2 separate regions of the Mus musculus genome follow, and region 1 is linked to region 2. The links are chromatin contacts, found by Hi-C or POLR2A ChIA-PET in ENCODE. All regions are on one chromosome and are shown on one strand. The core of a region is the stretch at or near the end of the contact, and the rest is flanking DNA. Distances in the headings are between cores, read along the strand shown.

What was found. A loop is a pair of places that touch in the nucleus more often than their neighbours do. ChIA-PET counts read pairs that join two places held with the same protein, here RNA polymerase II (POLR2A).
Region 1: a loop to region 2 is called in a map of heart, with 2.0 times the contacts of the local background. The contact joins the promoter of Abhd5 here to the promoter of Ano10 in region 2. A Hi-C loop is called at or near these places in 1 of 37 maps with a recorded cell type or tissue (heart). POLR2A ChIA-PET finds 5 or more read pairs at or near these places in 1 of 5 experiments (Patski).

The regions. Positions count from the first base shown.
Region 1 is chr9:122,348,125-122,353,544 of GRCm38, reverse strand. It overlaps Abhd5 (abhydrolase domain containing 5), which reads right to left and starts at 1,929. Exons shown (of 7, transcript NM_026179.2): 1 at 1,706-1,929. The coding sequence starts at 1,758.
Region 2 is chr9:122,291,798-122,297,138 of GRCm38, reverse strand. It overlaps Ano10 (anoctamin 10), which reads left to right and starts at 2,716. Exons shown (of 13, transcript NM_133979.3): 1 at 2,716-2,835. It overlaps Gm26797 (predicted gene, 26797), which reads left to right. Exons shown (of 5, transcript NR_168548.1): 4 at 697-771; 5 at 1,013-1,229.

The DNA of each region.
Region 1 (5,420 bases), core at 680-3,179, 57 kb before region 2:
CTCAGAAAACCACAAGGGTTCAATCACCAAGGCTTGGTTCTACTGACTGATCCCAAAGCCTTGCCTCTAGGAACTATCATCACACTGGAGTTCTACTCAGTTCTTCTCAATGAGGATTAAATGCCAACATGTGAAGTCTCTTAGGACATTCAGACCAGACCCAAATTATGGCATCATCTAAACCCAAATGTCTTGAAGAACTTAACTCAAAACGGCAGGCAAATATCCCACGAGTCCCAATCCCATTGAGAAGTAGCAGAAATATGAGGAAAACGCCTTAAAGTTGAATGCAGACACCTAAAGGAGCAGGTTCCAGTTAGCTCTGCTTCTTGGTAGTGGCGGTTCCAAATGAAAATGGGAGTGGTCAGATCTACTCACAGGGGAGACTCTAGGATTATCATGACCACACTGGGGGAGCACCCAGCAAGAACCTAGCCTTCTTTCTGTTTGCATGGTTATCCAGCACTGCTCACGGGTCCTGCCAAAAATACCAGAGAGGTCTACCTCTGACTAGGGACTGTAACCAGTCTTGCCCTCAGTGACCTCCAGCCATCATCAGAGCCATGTCACTCTCACCGTTGTGCTATGGATTCCTGAGCCTCACAGTATCAAGACCAAAAGGGCCCACAAGTTAGAATTCTCAGAGCCAGAAAAATGTCCTGACAAATTTAATAGAAACCCAAGCTACCAGGTCCTAGTTGTACCACATGACACTCTGTATTTCATGTCAATATAACTAGGAAGTTCAACAACAGACCAAAACAGTGGCTCCACTTGTTAATTATCACTTAAACAAAACTTGAAGAGTGTAGTTTCTAGCATTTCAAAAATATTCCTCCCCTAACATCTTTCCAAAATACTTACTTTCACATTACCATAATCTATTTACCCTATGGTTATCTTTCCCATACAAATGTCTCCAAATAGCTGAAGTACAACTGTCAAAATAATTTATAAAGGAGATGTATAGTCCCGTCCATATAAAACAAGTAGCCTTTTGAGAATCAGTGAAATAACTTTCATAGTAATTTAATTTTTCCACCAAGCATTGTTCTACTCACAAGGGCATGACATATCAAAAACAAAAAAGAATAACTTACTATGTCTATGAAGAAGTTGGGTGTGGTGGTTCACACATGTGATCTCAGCACTGGACGGCTGAGGCAAAAGGATTGGGTCTCTGCAGAGTTGAAAAGCTACCCTGGTCTACAGATTTCCAGGCCAGCAAGGGCTACATAGAGTGACTCCGGTTTCCAAAAAAAACAAAACAACAACAACAACAACTTAAGGGCTTCCTTCCTGTTAGGCATCTGCCCTTCAACTTTCACAAAGTTTGCCAGGGCTAGTGAAGCCAGACCGCCGGGTCACGGGAGCGCACGCACGGGGCAGCGGGAGGTGGGACGCAAGCGCCCCAGGCGCACCGGCGGCGATCGGCTGTCCCGCGAGGCTCCGAGTCCGACGCCTTCTCCCACCCTGGCGACGCACGGCTCCCGGCGCGGAGTTCTGAGCTCCGCCGCGCTCGGGATCACCGGGACGGCCGTCAACAGCAGCCGCTTTCCCTCCCCGCAGCCCCGCGGCCCTGACCGGGCCTGTCTGCCCCGACGGGTCGAGAGAGCGGGCGCCCGCGCCTTCCCTCGGCTGGCCGCCCGGGGTCGCCAGAGCGCACGAGACCCACGTCGTCCCCCCCTTCCCGGGTGATCCTCACCCTCCACCGGCGTCTGCCGAGTCCACCTCCTCCTCCGCCGCCATCGCTTTCATCACCGCCGCCGCGCAAGCGCAGGGACACACCTCGAAGCCGGCTGACAGGCCGACTGGGCGGCCCCGGGCCGCGGCCGCCCTTAAGACCGCACCGCCCGCGCATGCGTCGTCCGCCCGCTGGGACGATCCGAGGGCGCGGCCGCGCCACCGCAGGCTCGGCGTCCCAGCGGCCCGGCCTCGCAGACACGCATGCGCTGCCCGCCTGTCGCGCGGAGGCGGGGGCACTGGTAAGGAAGGTCAGCCCGACGCCGCGGGAGCCTAGGTAGTCATCCGTCGGAATAATGACCATTAATGCGTCATTCCGCCCGTGTGGACTGCCCTGGACGGGGCGCTAGGCAAGCCGTAGGTAGCCTGGAGTGAGACCCCAGCCAGAAATAGCCTGAGTGGCAGAAGTGCGCATCCTGTGGTGCTGGACCCTCCAGCCCTTACTTTCAGGTGGTGGCCTCTAGGAACTTGCACTCCACCCTGCCAGACTCTAGACTCCGGAAGGCTGAGAGCTTATGTGTGGGTACTAGAATTACACACACACCACCACCATCACCACCACCACCATCATCATCCCCACAGACCACAGAAGAGAGGGGCGAGGGAGGGAGAGAGGGAGAGCACTTCCTAGAATCCATTCTAAAATGATAGAGGGCTGAGGGCTCATAAAAATATTCTCATGAGCTCGATATGGTGGTCCACACCCTTCAAAAACACTTGGGAGTCAGAGGCAAACACATTTCTGTGAGTTGGATTAGCCTGATTAGCCAGCCAGAGCTACACAGTGAGACCCTGTCTTTAAAATAAATAAATTTAAAGGGGAGAGGGCTCGAGGGATGGCTCAGTGGTTAAGAGTGCATACTGTCCTATAGAAGAGAATGGGTTTGTTTCCAGCATCCATGTGGAGCCCCACAACTGCTTGTAATTCCAGTTCCAGGGGAGCAACACCCTCTTCTGGCCTCAGAGCACCTTAATGTATATGGTGCACATACAGGCAAGGAGGCACACCCTCGAGTGGGATTATTTTAATAATTTTTTTCCTGGTTAAGGGACGTGAGCAAATGCGTGAAAGTGATAAAGAGTAAAGCTCAGTACAGGCAAATGAAAGTCAGCAGCTAGCAAGTAAGTCCAAGACTGCGCTTTAAAAATAGAATTCAGAACTATGGCACTCACTGTGATTAAACAAATAGAGGCATCCTGGTGTTGCATAAGGGATGTTTCCCTTGGCTGGGGGCAGGTTCCTCCGGTCAGGAGAAAGTGTATGAACTAGCCTAGCTCTTTGTGCTTGTGACAAGCTGCCTACAGCTGGAGCTGTGTTGTGCAGGGGCCATCTATGCATTAGTTCCTAGGTTCAATTCCCATCCTGCCCTCTACCCCACACTCCAAAAAATGAAATTCTGAGAATATGTAATAGGTTCTCTTAGTTCAGCCACACCTGGGTGGTACTGATGCCCGGAACTACTCAGGAGCCTGATGTAAGCTAACTGAGTCTCAAATAATTCTAATAAGGCCAAAATATGTGGCATTCCCCCTTTCCCAGAGATCTAACCAAGAGCAGGTGTGTGGATGTGGGTTTGAACAGAAACAGAGGCTCCCACCACCCTCTTGATTTTTTTGAAGGCAAATGGATAATGTAAATATCGTTTGTATTCCCTTCGTTACTTTAGGATTACCTCTCTCCAGTCATCAGCTCCTCAGGAAGGCCAGAGTCCTTCCTGAAGCCTACACTAATATTCTTCCCTGTATTTAAGACCCCATGCATCACTCTCCATTTTAGACCACATTTGCTGCTGTAGAGAAACACCTTGACTAATCATTTACAACAAACAAGTTTTATCCCTCACAGTGCTGGAGACTGTGAGGAAGGCGTCTGTGGTATACAAAGAGGGCCTTGCTGCTTCATCTCATGGCAGAGGGCAAAGAGAGCAAGAAAGGGGCCTAACCCTTCTTTTTATAAGAAACCCCCTCCCCCAGAACTGACTCCCGAGATGAAGGCATTAATTGATCCGTGAAAGTAGCACCTCTGTGGCTCAGATGCTGCCCTTAGGCCTCACCTTTCAATACCACTACATGGGTTGCGCTTCCAGTATGAGAACGTTGGGGACACATTTAAACTTCTGATGCTCCTCCACTCCTCTCTCACTGTGATCTCTCCCCCCGGCCCCCGAGCCCCACTCCCTATAGTTCTTAACTTTCTACAATGGCAACAGTTTCTTAGAGATTATCACACTGATTTTATGAGCATGTGTTTGGGTGTGGCATGCACATGCTGTGGTTAGTACATAGATGCCAGAGAATGCTTTGCTGGAATTGGTTCTCAGGTTGCCAGGCCTAACAGCAGGCACCTTTCCCCATTGAGCCATCTTGCTGGCCCACGCTTACCCCTTTTTCAACGGATATTACCAAATACCCTTCCAATGACAGCAAGAGTATTTCAGGGCTGTGGTATTGTCTGTGGTTTAAAGGAGAGGGAAGTGACCAATATCCTCTTATAAGTAATATTTCTCACTGTGTCTGATATTGTAGGAAGATGGAAACCTATAAATAGTTTTATAGAAGCTCTCAGTTGTTGCCAGCAGCTTGCAATGTGTCTTCAGAAACTGACCATCTCCACCTTAAAGGTTATATCCAGCCTAGGAACCCTCTACTGTTTAGGCCAGCTAGCTGTGGGGGCCTCTACTGCCCACACAGTTACAGGCCAGTGGTGTTGAATTCAGTAACAATACTCCAAAGTCTCCAACTCCTGTGGCACTTTCAAGAAGTTGGGCTGGCAAGAATGTACCCTTGGAAGTCTTCATGGACCCTAGGCTTGCTCTAGTGTGTGGCTACTGAGCACTGAAAACAAACAAAAAGCACACCATTAATCTAAAGCTGGTTCTGTGTGGAAACTGATGGAGCTGTGTGCAGGGATATGGAATTTGATGACCTTCCCTAAGTCCGGGGACACTCAATTTGGCTTCACCTTGATGCTAATTGTCTTAGTTAGGGTTTTACTGTTGTGAACAGAGACCATGACCAAGGCAACTCTTGTAAGGACAGGTTATAATTGGGGCTGGCTTACAGGTTCAGAGGTTCAATCCCTTATCATCAAGGTGGGAACATGGCAGCATCCAGGCAGGCATGGTGCAGGAGGAGCTGAGAGTTCTGCATCTTCATCTGAAGGCTGCTAGCAGAATACTGACTTCCAGACAGCTAGAATGAGGGTCTTAAAGCCCACTCCCACAGTGACATACCTATTCCAAAAAGGCCACACCTACACCAACATGCCTACACCTCCTAGTAGTACCACTCCTTAGGCCAAGCATATACAAACCATCACACTGATAATGCTTTTCTTGATTAAACTTGTCTATAAAGCCTTGAGTCCAAGCAGCAATGCTTCAACCCTGCAGTTCCATTCTGACTTCCATGCCATTTGTGAGCCCTTGGACTGTATCTTCCTAAATGACACTAAAACTCCATCCCTTGTAACCAGTACCTTGAGGGCACTCCCAGACAACTACAGTGTGGGCCAGTATGTAAGTCTTTAAACAACCTACTAGTCTTTAAGTAACCTACAAACCAAAAAGTTAATGTTTTTTTGTATGAGATAAGACATTTGTACTGAGGATTTTGTTTGTATTATTCAGCCTCAGAGAGGAAATATTATGGCTCCAGTCAGGCCGCTATAAACTTGT
Region 2 (5,341 bases), core at 1,467-3,966:
GTGCTGAGGTTACATACATGTGCTGCCTCCCCTGTGCTGAGGTTACATACATGTGCTGCCTCCCCTGTGCTGAGGTTACATACATGTGCTGCTTCCCCTGTGCTGAGGTTACATACATGTGCTGCCTCCCCTGTGCTGAGGTTACATACATGTGCTGCCTCCCCTGTGCTGAGGTTACATACATGTGCTGCCTCCCCTGTGCTGAGGTTACATACATGTGCTGCTTCCCCTGTGCTGAGGTTACATACATGTGCTGCCTCCCCTGTGCTGAGGTTACATACATGTGCTGCCTCCCCTGTGCTGAGGTATCATACATGTGCTGCCTTGCCTGTGCTGAGGTTACAAGCAGGTGCTACACTCCCATCTTTTCCTGTGGTGAAGGGGATTAACTCAAGTCCTACCACAAACACCTCACCAGCTGAGGTCTTCTCAGCCCCTAAAACCTTCTTTAATTGGATAAATAGGTTCCATTTCTGATCAAACTGGAGGAAGCCCACTACGCCCTGTGTCTCACTCTTATTGTTAAAACATCTGACAAAATATACCAGCAATGAAGTAAATGGCAGCAGTGGACTGGACGGGGAACCCCAAAGTTGAAGAGAGATCAGTGCAGGGTAGTGAGCTTCCTCTTGGTTTTGTCGTTTTGTCTTTTTCCTTTCTCTCTGATACCTTTTTCCTTTTTCTCTTGATCTGAAGCCTGGCTGAAATGAGAGCTAACAATCAGAAATGATCAGGAAACAACTCCAACCACAGTGAGCAAGATAAAGCGAGGTGAAGTACCGACTGCTTTCCTGAGATTAGTTTATTCAGGAAGCTGGCGCCTAAGACAGGGAGAGAAAAACTGTCCTTTTAGAGCAGTGATTCTCAACCTTCTTAGTGCTGCAACCTTTTAACACAGCCCCTCTGCTCTGGTGACCCCAACCATGAAACTATTTTATTGCTACTTCATAACTGTGACTTTGCTACTGTTATGAACCATAATATAAATATCCATGTTTTCCAATGGTTTTAGGTGACCCCTGTGAAACGTCATTGGAGCCCTCCAAAGGGTCCACAACCCACAGGTTGAGGACCACTGTTCTAGAGGAAGCAACTGGAAAGAAGGACTCTTGGGAACATGAGAGCATGGAGCCTTGCAAAGGGGGTTGTTACATAGCAAAGAATAACTAAGACATGCCTGTCCTAGCCTGCTTCTTTGGTTGCTCCAATAAAATTTAGACCAGAACTAACGTGGGAAGGAAAGGGCTTATTTGACTTATAGTCCATCATTAAGGTAAGCCAGGTCAAGAGCTCAAGGCAGGGTCCTGGAGACAGAACTTGAAGCAAAGACTACAGAAGAATACTGCTGCTTACTGCCTGCTCTTTTAAACAGCCAGGTTCCACCCTCTTAGGATGGTACCACCCATAGTGTGCTGGGCCCTCCCACATCATCAAGAGAATGCTCCTCCCTACCCCCCCTCCCCCCCAACACACAAGCTCAAAGGCCAGTCTGATGGAGGCTGTTCCTTAATGTGATTTCCTCTCAGGCAACTATTGGTGTGTCAGGTTCACAAAAACTAAGTGGCATGGCACCATGACTCAGGCTCACATCTTGTACTTTGCTTTGAGATGGAGATTCACTACATTGCTCAGGCTGGTCTCTAGTTCCTCAGTTCAAGTGATCTTCCAGCCTCAGTCTGCTGAGTATCTGAGACTACAAAAGTGTGGGCCACCAACACAGCTTAACTAAATTTTGTTAATTCAGCTGTGATAAGATTACTCCCAAGAGGGCTGGGATAATCTCTTCCCTAGGATGCACAAGGCCCTGGGTTTAATCTCCAGTATAAAGACTATCTGAGCAAAAAGGATTTAATAGATATTCCATTAAAATGATTGTTTTTCAAAAAATTTCAAACATTTCCAATCAGATACCAAAGAATGAAGTTATATGCAAGGATGAATGTAAGTTCAGGGGCTGAGAAAATTGGAACTCTCCAACTGAAACCCACAAGTCTCCTGAGTCGTCAATTGACTCTAATTGTTAAAGTTCTGAAAGATTTGCCTTGGTTTTCAGAGAGAAGAGAGCTTCAGAATTCTGCTGAAAACCAGCCAAGAATTGCTCCTTAAGGCAGAGAGGGGGCTAGGAGGACAACCTCCAAACCGGAACACCCCCAGGGGTTGGGGTGAAGGCCTTGTCCCCTGGAGGAAGGCAAAAACTGGAAGGGTGTGGAGGGTGGAGGCTAGACGGTAGAGGGTAGAGGTGGGCAGGTGTCTGGATTCTGGTCTAAGAGATTAAGAAAAGGAAAGCGTAAGGAGCCTTATCCTTTCCCTTCCATTCCCTACCCAGCAAAGCCAAGACCCAGCCCGCACCCATACCACCACGAGGACCGCTAGCGAGGCCCCACCCCTCCGGATGAGGCTCCCTTTCTGCCGTGAGTGACAGCAACCCAAGCCCCACCCCACTCGCCACAGCCCCGCCTTTAACATGTCTCTCTACAACGACAGCTGATGAGGCCACGCCCATGCAGCACCACCACATCCCACCAAAATGAGAACCTTCATGGCCCCGCCCCTTCCGTCGCGGCCCCACCCCTCTCCCGAGGGTCAGCCAGTGAAGCTTCACTCTGACACCTCCGCCCCCCTTCCTCGGGACTTACAACTGTTAAGGCACCGCCCCTTTCACGGTGATCCCGCCCCCCACGCCGAGTGACAGCCGGAAGGCCCCGCCCCTCCCGGTCGTTGACGCCTCCTGTCGGCCAAGGCGCCACGCCCCGGTCGTGTATCCAGTCCGCCTTAGCGCCGCGGGCCTGGTTCTCCCCGCTCCCGCGGTCCCCGAGGACGCCGCGTGGGCGGCCGGTGAGTGGGGAGGGGCGCAGTCCGTGTGGTGGGCCCGCTGGGGATGCTCCCCCCCCGCGACAGGGAAAGAGCCACGGAAGCACTGGTCAGGGCTGGAGATCCGCAAGGGTGTGAAAGCCGGCGGAGGCAGGGGGATGTCGGCCGGCTCTGGATTTGCGTCAGGCCTGGAGCAGGGCCGTCTCTGACTGACCATGGGATCCCGGGGTGTCGGGCTGCTCTGATTGACACTTCGGGGAAGGTGCCCGGTAGCCTTGATTGTGTCACACCTCGCGGTCTCTCTAGGGTTGTGAACAGATCCGGTCTGAGGTTTCTGACCGGGCCCATTGTGCGCTTTCCGTGATAGGTGTCGCATGACTCCAGTGAAGGGTGCAGAGCCCTGTCCCTACCCGAAACCCTGTTTGTTCTTTCCCATAGCTGAGGCGGTGCGTAGACGGTCTGACTGAAGTCTCTTCAAGTTTGTTCCCACTCCACAGTTGAATCGCAATCCCTTAAACCCTGATGTTGTAATCGAATCCCGGCAGTTTTAAAAGTTTCAGGTGCACTGTGAGTGGCCTGGTTTCCATTTAAAGTCACAGTAACCTTAGAGGACTAGATATTTCTAAGGACTCTTTCTGTCTTTAAACAATTTTAAATGCAACCGTGCATCCCTTAACCAGGGTAAACTGGGAGGGAGATGCTTGCTGTTTACCTGGCATGAACGTCCGAGGGCACTCACACAGACAAAGAGGCTGTGACTTTACTAGGCATATAGTTTTGTTTTCTGGGGTTTTTTTGTTTTGGTTTGCTTTGGTTTGGTTTTTGGTTTTTAAAAATTTTTGTCTGTGCGTTCGTGTTATTGTGAGTGCAGGCAAACGGATACACACAGGCTTGTACAGGACAGAGGACACAGGTGTGGGCCCTTGCCTCCCACCGTGTTTGAGATAGGATGTCTTTGTGTCTTTTCATTTTTGCTGCTGTGCTGCCTGTTCCAGGCCATTCAGCCCTATGGCTTCTTAGGGTTTTACTGTCTCTGTCTCCCATATCACCTGGAGTTGGGATTACAGAAGCACTCTACTGCGTGCTGGAGTCCAAATTTAGGTCCTCTTGATGAGAAATGAGAGATGCAGAATATCAGACAGGCATAGACAAGGCCTGGTAAACTGTAACGAGTGTGCATTTGGATAGACTGTAGTGTGGTTGCGTGTGCGTGTGTGTATGAGTGTGTAAAGAGGAAAACTAGAAAGGTTGGAACACAGAAAAGAGGATAAAGTTGAGAATATAAATGCCCTGTAGGAATGCTCAGAACCCTATGACCTCTAGTAGCATTTTGTTTTTCTTCCTAATTTGTATATTTAAAAGTGTTTTTTTTTTTTTTTACATATTATTGTATGTGTGCATGTGGGTTTACACATACCATGGAATGTGTGTAGGGATCAGAGGTCAAATTCTGGGAGTCAATTCTCTCCTTTTGTGTATATAAATACACATATAATTAATGGGGTAGTATTCTAATATTAATTTGTGACTTTTTCCAACTTAACATTTTCTCATTTATCATTTTCCTTGATCACTAAATATTCACACTGAACAACCAGCTACTTCTTTCTAAAATAATAATAGTATTTCAGCTATGTGTTTAATACATGCATGCTTGGAGGTGAAGAATTAGGGCTGATCAAGGCAAGTATATTAGTAAGTGTTTAAATGCCATCTATGCTACATTGAGCTAGTCCCTCACAGTATATACATGGGTTGTCTGTAGCTCTCTGCATTTTTACACAGTAACACCTGCTTTTGGAAGATGCCAGCTCAGAATGCTGTTTGTCCTGGTTGTTTTTTGTTTTTATTTTTGTTTTTTTTTTTTTGTTTTTTTTTTTGTAGTTGTTGTTTTCAACTTGACACAAACTATCCTCATCTGAACAAATCCCTCCACCATATTGACAGGTACACAGATCTGTGGGGCATTTTCTTGACTGATGATTGATTGGGGTGGGGGTGTGCAGTCCACGGCCAGTGGAGCCAGCCCTAGGCGGGTGGCCATGGGTTGTATAAGAAAGCAGGCTGACCAGGCCAGTAAGCTGCACCCTCCATGGCCTCTGCTTCAGCTCCTGCTTTGAGTTTCTGTCTTGGCTTCCCAGATGATGGAAGTCAAAAAACCCTTTTCCTCCCAAGTTGCTTTTGGTTGTGGTGCTTATCAGAGCAATAGAAGCTCTGAGACAGTGTTACCTGTGATGTGAAGCTATGGTTGGAATACATGGTAGTTTTTATACATACTTATTAGAAAGGGGAAAATAAGGGATTTGGGGAAATAAAAGATTTTTATTTTGAAATGATTTGGGTTTGTTTTTTGTTTGTTTGTTTTTGTTTTGTTTTGTTTTGTTTTTTTGTTATCTGCAAAGGCATTAGAGTTCTCATGTGCCAGCTTCCCTGAGCCTTGTATGGTCTCAGTACAACAATTAGTGAACACAGGAAAGCAGCCTGACACAGTTCCATTAAGTGACTTGCAGATCTCAGTAGAGCACACCAG